Linked DNA regions of Homo sapiens: regions 2 and 3 are each linked to region 1. Evidence: read pairs that join two places in POLR2A ChIA-PET (ENCODE). Cell type or tissue: A673. All regions are shown on one strand.

Region 1 (4,000 bases):
TCTTTGGGTCCGTGCCACCTTTAAGAGCTGTAACACTCACCACGAAGGTCTGTGGCTTCATTCTTGAAGTCAGCGAGATCAAGAACCCACCAGAAGGAACTAACTCTGAACACAAGGTGATCCACCCGCCTCGGCCTCCCAAAGTGCTGGGATTACAGGCCTGAGCCACCGTGCCTGACCTGTCACAATGATTTTTTAAACTGCATATCTTAATCCATTAGTGGGTGACAGTCAGAATTTTATTTTATTCAGTTTAAAAAATAGAATCAAATAGATGACATCAGAGTATACTACACTTAGTGTGTGTATTGTTTCAAAAAAACTTGTTTTAAGTGTATGTGCATGCAGGCAGACATCAGAAATTTTTATGTGTCATGCTCTAAAAAGTTTGAAAACAAGCCTATCAGTTGAGGTTTGGTATCATTTATAGGCAAGTAAACTGAAACTCTGAGGTTAAGGACGTTGCCTACTATCAGAACTAAAATTTGAACTCAGCTCTTTCTGGCTTTCAGCATTTGATCCAATTATGTTTCTCACAGAGCTTTCCCTCTCTAATGGTTTTCCAAGACTCTTGAGATCACAGAGACACTGATTTGCTCCTGACGTTGTTCTAAAATCAGAGGAGGAACATGCACTCTGATGACCAGACCCAAGTTTGACTGGTTTCTCAAAACATCTTTACATAACATAGTCTATTTCAGGAGAAGGGAAAAGAAAGATGACTCTAGAACTTGTCTTTATTAAGAAACAAGGAAAATCTAGACACTCTTTTTCTGTCATAGAAAGATAGCCTAGTTTTACCAGAGAGGAGAAATTCTAACCAGAAGTAGTATCAGGATCTTTCTCTCTAAAGCACTTAAAGTCTTTTGTTGGCGAGACGAGTAGAGCAAGAGGAATCTGCCACCTTGTGTAAAACATTTTGGTTTTACTAGTCAGGCATATTTTTGAATAACCTTCACTAGCATTTATTATAGTAGTTATTTTATTTTATTTTGACACAGAGTCTCACTCTGTTGCCTAGGCTGGAGTGCAGTGGCATGATCTCTGCTCACTGCAACCTCCACCTCCTGGGTTCAAGTGATTCTCCTGCCTCAGCTGTAATCCCAAGAAGCTGGGATTACAGGCGTGCCACCATACCCAGCTAATTTTTGAAGCCTCTATTTTAGTTTCCCCCAACTTTACTAGAGATGGGGTTTCACCATGTTGGCCAGGGCTGGTCTCGAACTCCTGACTTCAGGTGATCCGCCCACCTTGGCCTCCCAAAGTGCTGGGCTTACAGGCGTTGAGCCACTGCGCCTAGCTGTTACAACATTTTGGCACCAGTTTTACCTACTTCCCCAGCCTCCTAGGAATGAAGTGGAACTTTTATTAAGGACAGATTTTTCAGAGGGGCATTATTCTCACTGGCATTCCTTCCCTCTTGCCTGGAATCACCCTTGAATGAATTCCTGATTGGTTCAGCTAGACTTTTTCTTTTACAGAAGAAATTGCTCTTGGTGAAGATGCCAGAAAAATATCGTAAAAACCTGCTCTCTTATCCTCTTCTCTGTACTACTTTGTTACCCCACCCCACCCCACCTCAAGCCCCCAGTAAAAAATGACCTTTTGGCCCAGGGCCCTATCTGAGTATATTGTGTGGCAGAGTTGTCTCTGGCTGACTCCCAGGATTGTTAATGACTTCCTTCTCTGTCCCTAAATAATTGCTTGAAAAGACAGCTGTGGAGAGACATTGCCCCCAGCTTGCAGGCTCATTAATTCAGCCCTATGAAAGAGGGTGCAAAGGAAGAAGGTGGAAGTTACTTTGCCAAGAGTAGCAGGCTTGGGGGAAACTAAAATAGAGGCTTCAGGGGAAGGGCAGCAGCATGGTGTCAGAGATTACACTTGGAGTTTGTGAAGTCTGGGCAGGCTTCAATCTAAAGAAACTTTATGCACAAAAGCCCAAATCCAGGGAAATAAATGAAAGTGATTATTCACTTTTCTAAAGTCCTTACAGTAGCGTTCCTCTGGTATTGTTTGAATACAGTTTAACCTGAAGGGCACTTGGTTTTTGTGCAGCTCTTCAAGAACAGAAGCATCTAAGTAAGTAGAAAGTCTGAGAAATTAACAGAGAAGATTCCCTAAAAGTCAGCCTTCATTACTTGACCATTATTCATAATTCTGCATTTGTCTATTCCTCCAGTGGCCTTGAAGCAAAATTAAAAAAAAAAAAAGACACTTCTATGCCCCTTAAAAAAAGAATAATCAAAACTTGCATAGACAGAATAAGAATCAAATACACTGGGGAACAAATACTCTGATTAGCTGTCCGGTTCAGCTCTGACGCGTCTAGCACTCTGAGTTATAAGGGAAACGATAGGACACTTGGTTTTTGTTTTCCAACAACAGGAAACATATCAGGTTTCTAAGAAGATGTAAAGTCTTTCTTAAAACCCAATTATAGAAGGAATTTATGCAAGTCTTTAGGCAAGGAGTATTAAAGAAATTAATGTTTAATGCCATCAACAAGTTTTCAAGCAGATGCAGAACTCCTAGTGTGGGTGACTTTTTGGTGTTTACCTTATATCAAGAATGCAGCATTTAAGGCCACTTTGACAGAGTGCAGCTAAGCTTTTTGGGTTTGCTTGTGTGGACAATTTCCATTCAGCAATGGCTCTCAAACTTCAATGCACATCAGAATTACGTGGGGGCACTTAAAAAAAATGTATGCCCAGGCTGCATCCAGACCAATTCAGTCAGAATCTCTGATGGTGAGCCCCAAGTATCAATATTTTGTAAAACTGATTCCAAAGGTTAGCTAAGTGTGAATCAGTGCGTTAGATGATCTTTAACGTTAATTATCTTAGCTGGATTTCTCAAAGGGGTAGTCCTAGAATGCTGATATTCCCTGTTATTAATTTAAGTAAGTCCCTGTTGTTTCTGTTAACATTCTCTTAGAACTCTGAGACTTGTATTTCTGCTGGGACCCAGGGCTACTGCACCTTTCTTGGCCTATAGGAGTGTTGTCAGAACCAAAGTACTTGTTAAGCAGCAGCTTAGGATCAACATTAGCAGACCTCATTGTGGCTGTTGGAGAATATAGAACATCAGATGAAGTAGGGGCTTGACGTTTCCACAGCCCTAAATCACATATTTCAGAGTACGTTAAGATTCCTTTTGGAACTCAGATCTTTTTCTGGCCATGGATAGACTGTTGTCTTGGGGGGATGCCAGTTGTCTCTCCAGTGAGAAAAGGAGATGTTTATGTATTCTCTAGTTCCCTTCTGGAAGTTAAAAATACCTGTCATTGTTAGATTTGGTTTCTGAACTCTCTGCCCCTAACAAAGCTGAAATGATGACAGTGAGTGAAGTATTTGCTTAAATAAATATCTTTTTTTTCAACTTTGAAGAACTAAATATATCTCAACGTGTTGAAACATCAGAGAATTGGCTGGGCCCAGTGGATCACACCTGTAATCCCAGCACTTTGGGAGTCTGAGCTGGGAAGATTGCTTGAGCTCAGGAGTTTAAGACTAGCCTGGGCAAAATAGTGAGACCTCGTCTCTACTAAAAATAAAAAATAAAAAAAAAAATGGCTGAATGTGGTGGCACGTGCCTGTAGTTTCAGCTATTTGGGAGGCTGAGGTGGGAGGATCACTTGAGCCCTGGAGGTCAATGCTGCAGTCAGCTTTGATTGTACCACTGCACTCCAGCCTAGGTGACAGAGTCAGACTCTGTCTCAAAAAAGAAACATCAGAGAATCATTGATTTTATGTAATCTAGATTTTATCCCATTCCAAATTGTGCTTCTGTGAATACACATTATGGAGGATAACGGAAAGGGTGTTTAGGGAAGGGGATGACAATGGGAGGAGAGGGAGAAAAGGGTGGTGGGAGAGGTAATATAAATGATAATTACCATGACTTGAATCTTGGTAAAATCGTATAATAGGAACCATGTGGTACTGGTGTTCTGATTAAAAACCACTTCCTGGCTTTGTGACCTTGAGTAAGCTATAACTCT
Region 2 (4,000 bases), 72 kb after region 1:
CTGTCCCATGTGATGCTTTGATTGGCTGCTAACAGAAGGGAAGGTGGTCAGAAGGCAAGGAAGCCTTGGCAAAGAGGAAGAGGAGTGAAAGTACTAAAGAATAGGAACAACTGGGGGTCAGCCCTGGAATAAAAAAGACTTCACAGGGCAGTTACTAGGCTTGCCTCACTCTTTGGAATCATGAGAGGTTTGCTAGGTATGTACTGTAAGGCCCGTGTGGCCAGAGACTGAGTCTTGGATTTACTCTTTTTGCCCTGACATTGCCTTGTGTAGCACTGGATATCATGTAGGTACTAATTATTTCTTCTTTACTTAACTTCCTGGAAACCGCTGCAATTGTCAAGTGAATAGAAGTGAATAGGACTGTTATATTAAACATTATAGAGAAGGGTCCATGCTCACAGCATCTTCATCATTCCAAATATTGTGCTTGTTGAAGCAGAGAACCTTGTCAGGACAGTCATTGTACCAACATTTACGAAATGAAAGCAAGAGCTATTAACCACTGTATAAGATTTGAGGATATTGTGCTTTCAAAGGAAGCAAAGAGGGTTTAAAATTACTCCAGTGGGATATCTCTTTAGCCTCACTTAAGGATTGTTTAAAAGGAAATAGAAATAAAGATTGTTTCAAAAGAAAAAGAAATAAAGTTAGAGGTGAATAGATGGTATATGTAAGAGCTTTATGTTTTGGTCATACTAAGTTTATTGTTAAGTTACAACAAAAAAATTGTTAACTATCATGTCTCCAGTTTTGCAGGATAATTTTCTTTTAATGTATTCCAAAAACTGACCTCAGAATTTGATGAAGTGTTAGACAAGATGACAAACAGAGAGACTGTTAGTAACGGGCAGAAGTCATTAGTCTCAGACTCATATTCATTTGTTTGTGGTTATTGATTCTAGTCACTCCTATTCTTATCTCCATCCAAAAATAGGCATTAAACCCTAATCTCTTGTGGATGTTTGCTTTGTAGATTTAGGAGAATAAGAACATGTGACCATACCTGGTTAGCCATCTCAAGATTTGTTATGAGCTAGTTGACTTCAAGAGCCAGTGAGCTGGGTTGTGCAGGATACTTGTTACTGGATAATTCTACTTCAGATAGATGCTCTAGTTGCTCTGCTAAAATCCTCTGTTCTGTCAAGCCTGTCAGAGCCAGAGTGAAAAAACAAAACAAACAAAAACAACAACAACAAAACCCTAGTAGAGTACCTGAACTCTAAATTACAGAGTTTAAGGACTGAAAATGACCTTGAGGATCCAGAGTAGGACTCTCAAACTCACATGTTCCTGGGGTAGACAGGTAGCAGAGTGAATGAATTGGACAACTATAAGCAATGGGGGAGACTGAAGAGACATTCAAATTTAGAAAATTTTAAGGACATTATACCTGCCTGACAAAGAGGTGTTTTTTTTTGTTGTTGTTGTTTTTTGTTTTATTTTCTGTCTCTGATGCTTGAATCAGGAGGACAAAGAGCTCTGATGCTGATTCAGCTGCAATTTTGAGGACCCTTGACCCTAACTATCAGGTTATCTATTTCTGGTTTAAGGATGATGACCTGAGTTACAGGTAGGAAAAGGCATTTAACCAAGGAGAGACAGCTAGTGAGGGCTGGAGCCTGGGGCTCTGAGGTGTAGTCTGAGGTTCTTTCTCTACACCATGGTGATATCTGAAGGGGAAGGCAGGAACACCTGGATTTCAATCAGGGATTTAAAAAAAACTTTCTATTTTTTTAGAGAGGTATAATTAACATACAATCAAATGTACTCATCTTAAGGGATAACTTGATATATTCTTATGTGTGTGTCCTTTCATGTCACCACCACCCAGATCATCCCAAGATTCTCCTTGTGCTCTTTTCCAACATCCCCCACACCCCTGCACCGGAATCACAATTTACCAGGGAACCATGGCACTTTTCCTTCCACTTGCAGAGCTGGTCCGTCTGTCACTGGCCCAGTTCCTCCCCTCACCTCCCTCTCCTCAGATTCAATTGTAAAGAGCTATAGCAAACACAAGGGCACATGTTGCTTAATTTTTTTTTCCCACATAACCCAACAGAATCTTGGGTTTCTTTAAAGTAAGCTCTCTAATTATGCCAATGCCATTGACTCACCAAGTAGGATGCCAGGTCCCACAGGGTGTGTCCTTCACAGGGTTCTGAGGGTACTGCTTCTTGCAATGTCAACTGCTTTATACAAAAGCATATTTAAGGTCACATGATATTTGCCAAGTTATTAATTATTCGGAGGCTACTTTTCCTCTGAAAGAACTTCAGATGTCCGATGTCATGATTTTATTAAATCAAAGACCCATATTTCATTGTAATGGACATGGCACTCAAAACCTGGGAATCGACTCATTGAAAATGTAGCCAACACAACACTGAAAACAAAGCCCACCTCACAGGCAATGCAGCTTCCTTAAAAAAAATAGCTGATTCCCAGGCTGAAGCTGTTAAGCAGATTTTTATGCAGGGCTTCAAGTTACTAAAAAAGCAGGATTCAATATGCCTTTCTCTTTGATTTGTAGGAGGGGGTGGGAAGTAATGCTGCTGCTCTCCCCTTACCCCCTTCAGAAGGGCTTTTACCATATTCTGAAAGCAATGCTTGAAGGACCCATAAATGGATTTTGGCTGTCTCCTAGTGCAGGGATTAACATAGAATTATAGAAGTGTGCTGCATGGTGGTTGGGAAAATAGGGAGGATGCCATTCTCTTTTTGGAGGGACATGGTGCTCCCGTCTCTTGCCTGTGGATGTTCCCTATAAAGCAGCCTGTCACTGTGAAAAATGCACACACTGTACCATCTCACAGTTATAAAGGTTAAGTAAGCATCTTGAGCAGTGCCCCACTGCTTTTGTACTTTCCATAATGTCAGCCGATAAAGGATTATTGAAAAAGGCTTGCAAGGAGATAAAAGGCTTGCAGGTTGAGGTTAAACAATTGAAATTTTCTGTTCCCAGTGTAGTAAATTACCAATGGCAGATTTAACGTTTGTTAATTATTAGAGCAAAGTACTAAGGATTGTTTTCTTTTGCCTAATTAATTACCTCATCTGGAGTGGAATGTTAATTCAGATAAATGATTATTTCTTAATACCTCTGAAGCTTTCCTTGGAATCTCCTAGAATTGCCAGTCCTGAAGTGTGGTTTCCTCACATTCTGGGGAAGATAGGGGATAGGTGACCAACGTGACTACTCTCTTGGCCTTTTTCCCGTCTCAGAAGATGGCAGGATAACTTGTTTAGACTTTTGGTGATGGAGTTGGTTTGCTGTTCTAGTTAGTAGAACATGAGTGTGCTTCCTGGAATCCTGTGCCTCATAACCAAGTTTTTGAGTTAGTCTCTCGTGTGGTTTTGAATTTAACATTGAACATTCTTTTTACCTTTGGTAATTCTCAATTTGGGGCACCTGCCGTGAACATTAAAGATGGTATCCTTTGGAAAGGACACTCTAGTTTCTTAACTTGCTTTTTACCTTTAAGTTATTTTACCTCCTGATGTCTGTTCAGAATGCTAGAGGCAGGTTTTTATTCTTTCTTGGATCTAAACTATATCACCTCTAATAGTTGTGAATAGATAATATTCAAAAAAGGTAAAATCATGACTCATGCAGATATAAAATATCCACATGTCAAAAATTTTACTTATTTTAAATGAGGGAACCAGATAGATGTTACAACAGGTACCAAGGAGAAATGAAAGAACCACAAATTTATATGGAATAAAGGAAATGAAAACGAACCCACAAATGAACACAAAACTTTTGGGGGAGGGTTGTTCCTCTAGGGGACAGAATGTATTTGCATAGCTATAGACACTTTTCAGAGTTGTAAAATCGCCCAGTCAGACACAAAGGTAAGTGTCCCTGTAGGATGAGACCATTTTCTGAAAGGAGGGCCATTAATCTCTTTTGCTTTTTTTTAGGGTCAGAAACTTCCCCTTAGACAGTTGTGTATGAGGTTTTAATCCAGTTACTTAGGATGACATTGTATCT
Region 3 (4,000 bases), 220 kb before region 1:
CTGGTCTCGAACTCCTGACCTCAGGTGATCCACACGCCTTGGCCTCCCAAAGTGCTGGGATTACAGGCATGAGCCACCACACTCAGCCAAAACAAAAGTTTCTTTCATGTGAAAGAAATTGACTTAAGGGGACTACAAGGGAGAAGAGAAGAACAGAGGCATCATCTAACATTGTTTTTTCAGGGTTAAAGAGCACCAGTGCCCATGCTGTTAGCTTGTCTCATTGGAATCATGGCTAGGACTGATTTTATAACATGCTCACGCAATCTGGTTCATAGGAACTCACAAGCTGTCCCCCAGAAACCCAATGCTGATGGAGAAGGCAGGAGAACCACTTCCATTATTGCAGGCAGGAGTCATAAATTCCAGTCCCTGCTCAGTCACCAACTTGCTGTGGAAGACCTTGTGAAAGTCATTTAATTCCCCTAGACCTTAACCGTTGCCTCTCTAAGATGAGGCTATTGAGCTTTAAGAAGAGAGATCATATAATTTATCAGAAAAACCAAGACATTTTCGCCAGAACACATGTTAAACTGGACAGGTGACTGCATGGCAAACCAGGACTGCTGGGCGTGCCATCTCAAAAATCCCTGTGGACTGGGCATGGCGGCCCGCGCCTGTAATCCCAGCACTTTGGGAGGCTGAGGCTGGCAGATCATTTGAGGTCAGGAGTCCGAGACCAGCCTGGCCAACATGGTGAAACCCCCGTCTCTACTAAAAATACAAAAAAAATAAAATAAAATTAACTGGGTGTGGTGGCTAAGTCAGGAGGCTGAGTCAGGAGAATCACTTGAGCCCGGGAGGCGGAAGTTGCCATGAGCCAAGATCGTGCCACTGCACTCCAGCCTGGGTGAAAGAATGAGACTCCTTCCAAAAAAAAAAAAAAACAGAAAAACAAAAAAAAAAAGTCCCTGTGAACACTGGAGTCTGATTCAAAAGGCCCTTCCCCCAAGAGTAACCCCAAAACTTTCAATAACACAGGCAAAATTAAGAAGAACCCAAACACAGTAATGTAACAAAAATTGCTACTTTGGACAAGATATTTTAAATACAGTTTCACTGTTGTAAAAGTGAGAGGCAGAAGGAACTTCATATCAGAAATTAAGATAGCTTATTTAGGAAGGGGTATTGAATTATTTTCTAGAACCTATTGAGGTTTAAAATACATATATAGGCCAGGCGCGATGGCTTACACCTGTAATCACAGCACTTTGGGAGGCCAAGGCAGGAGGATCACTTGAGGCCAGGAGTTTGACACCAGCCTGGCCAGCATGGTGAAACCCTGTTTCCACTAAAAACACAAAAACTAGCCGGGCATGCTGACCCATGCCTGTAGTCCCAGCTACTCAGAAGGCTGAGGTGGGAGAATCACTTGACCCTGGGAGACGAAGGCTGCAGTGAGCCGAGATTGTGCCACTGCATTCCAGCCTGTGCGACAGAGTGATACCCTGCCTCAAAAAAAAAAAAAAGAAAAGAAAAGAAAGTCTGAGAATGCTCTGTATGGCTCAACAAAGGGAAGAAACTTCTAAGGACCAGAAGTTTTTAGCAATGAAACAGACCTCTCTGCAAGAAGAGGGTTCCCCATCACCAGAAGTATTTCGGCAGGTTCTGGGTGGTCATCTCCTAGGGTCATAGTGGAAACAACTTTTCACTGGAAGAGAGGCTACATGAGGTAGTCTCTAAGATACTGTCCACTTCTAAGACTTGTGACTTCTATGATTCTAGGGCTCTGGATTCTAGGGTTCTGACTGAATCAGTAGTTAAATATCATCTAACACAGTCCCTTAGAGCAGGGCACTTCATGCATTAACATCTCACAGAAAGCCACCACCACCCAAACTGTCATATGTGTGCTGATGTTAAACTGCTTGCCTGCTGCTTGGCCCAGAATGAAACTGAGTTTCATTTTGACTAAAACATTTTTAATGCATTTGGGAGAAACAAAAAAGTTCTAATAACACACCTCAGGTCTATGAAAAGAATATTGCTCCACAGCCAGTTCACGGCAAAAGAGGAGCACATCGGCCCGTATAATAAAATTCTATCTCAGTCATTTAATATTTAGTGGAAGGCTAGTGGAAGTAAAATCAGACCTGGATTCAGTTCAACACATGGGGCAGTAATGCAAAGTGGGCCAATGATGAGCCTTTGCATTCATTTGTGTTGGCAGATGTCCAAGGCTGCTTCACATCTGTACTGTGAAGCCTCTGTTGGCAGGCAGTGTGGAAGAAAACATGCAATGTTTTTCCCCACGTTGTGGTGCCCTTTCTGGGGCAAAAGAGCAGGGCTGTTGCTGACTGATTGAGTGTTGCTTGCAGCAAACTCTACAGCTCAAGGAAAAATCCGTCACCCTTCTGGAACTTTAGAGCTATGCTTCACAGCGAAACTAAACCTGAGAGCTATACAGAAGGGTGAAAGGGTGAGCTAAATTGAAAGGGCTGAGCAGTGTTGGAGGGCATTAGATTTACAAGGATGCCTCTTAACTCAAAGAGTATTCTCTTTTCCTTTATAGGGCTGGAAATTCGTAATTTATGCTGTTTTAAAGCAAGGACTGATAGGAATGTCAATTTTCTTCCTCTTTGATCATAAAAAATATATATCTTTATTTATTTATTTATTTTTAGAGACAAGATCTCACTCTGTCACCCAGGCTGGAGTGCAATGGCGCGATCACGGCTCACCACACCCTCGACCACCCAGACTCAGGTGATCTTCCCACCTCAGCCTCCGGAGTAGCTGGGACTACAAGCCTGTGCCACTCCACACAGCTAAATTTTTTTTGTGTGTTTTTTTATATTTTGTAGAGATGGGGTCTCGCTGTGTTGCCCAGGCTGGCCTCTAATTCCTGGGCTCAAGCCATCCTTCTGCTTGGGCCTCCCGAAGTGCTAGGATTACAAGCATGAGCCACCACATCCAGCCAAATATATCTTTTATTTATTTATTTATTTTTAAGAGGCAGGGTCTTGCTCTGCCACCCAGGCTGGAGTGCAGTGGCGCGATAATGGCTCACTGCAGCCTCGAATGAATTCCTGGGCTCATGTGATCCATCCACCTCAGATTCCTAAGAAGCTGGGACCACAGATGCCCACCACCATGCCTGGCTGATTTTTAAATTTAAATTTAAATTTTTTCTAGAGATGGAATCTTGCTATGTTGCCCAGACTGGTCTCTAACTCCTGGTCTCCAGTGATCCTCCCACCTCCGCCTCCCAAAGTGCTGGGATTCCAGGTGTGAACCACTGTGCATGGCCTCAATTGTTCTTTTTGAGTCTCATCTCTGAAACTGGCTAAATAAGTCACCTACAATGTGAAAAACTACACGAATAAAAGACATGTAACACATTAGCTCTACAAGAATGAAATGCACTATACAGATTCAAGGACAAGTATTCTGATTTATAGGCTTTTGTAGGACTCAGTTAGCAAGATATAAAAGTAGCCATTATCAGCTGAGTGCGGTGGCCCATGCCTCTAATCCTAGCACTTTGGGAGACTTAGGTGGAAGGATCACTTGAGACCAGAAGTTAGAGACCAGCCTGGGCAACATAGCAATACCCCTGTCTCTACAAAAACTAAAAAATTAGCCAGTCATGGTGATGTGCACCTATAGTCCCAGCTACTCTGGAGGCCAAGGCAGGAGGATCCCTTGAGTCTGGAAGGTCAAGGCTGCAGGGAGCTGTAATCATGCCACTGCACTCCAGCCTGAGTGACAGTGAGACTCTATCTCAAAAAAAAAAAAAAAAAGGCAGTCGTTATCAAAGGCATTTCCTCACCACGGCTGGGTTCTTTATAAATATCAGGTGATGGGACCATCGCCTGAAGCATCTTGGCCAAAATATTTGAGAGTTAGGGTCCAAAGACCTAAATAAGAAACTGACCATCAGTGTGGCTCAGGTAAACATTCCACTTTCTAATCATTATCTAAAAAATAGAGACAATAAAATCTGCTTACCATGGTTACTATGGTGATTAAATTTTCTAATTAATTATTTGAAAAATGT

What was found. Peaks named below come from ENCODE experiments on the same cell type or tissue, not always from the same donor. Only the 100,000 strongest peaks of a DNase experiment are listed, where the experiment ranks them.
Region 2: POLR2A ChIA-PET joins it to region 1 with 5 read pairs; 2 of 35 experiments call an interaction of 5 or more read pairs at or near these places.
Region 3: POLR2A ChIA-PET joins it to region 1 with 5 read pairs; 1 of 35 experiments calls an interaction of 5 or more read pairs at or near these places.

What each region holds. Positions count from the first base shown.
Region 1 is chr7:69,786,574-69,790,573 of GRCh38, forward strand. The region is part of intron 1 of AUTS2 (activator of transcription and developmental regulator AUTS2); the gene reads left to right. Among named protein-coding and RNA genes, the nearest start is that of AUTS2, 190 kb to the left of the region's middle. In A673, no CTCF peak of the experiment used is centred here; DNase peaks (open chromatin) are centred at 1,598 and 2,378; H3K27ac peaks cover 1,838 bases.
Region 2 is chr7:69,858,631-69,862,630 of GRCh38, forward strand. The region is part of intron 1 of AUTS2 (activator of transcription and developmental regulator AUTS2); the gene reads left to right. Among named protein-coding and RNA genes, the nearest start is that of AUTS2, 260 kb to the left of the region's middle. RefSeq lists an enhancer at 2,252-4,000. In A673, no CTCF peak of the experiment used is centred here; no DNase peak of the experiment used is centred here.
Region 3 is chr7:69,562,834-69,566,833 of GRCh38, forward strand. All of the region lies in intron 4 of LOC105375346 (a long non-coding RNA gene), which reads left to right. Among named protein-coding and RNA genes, the nearest start is that of CT66, 33 kb to the right of the region's middle. In A673, no CTCF peak of the experiment used is centred here; a DNase peak (open chromatin) is centred at 2,178.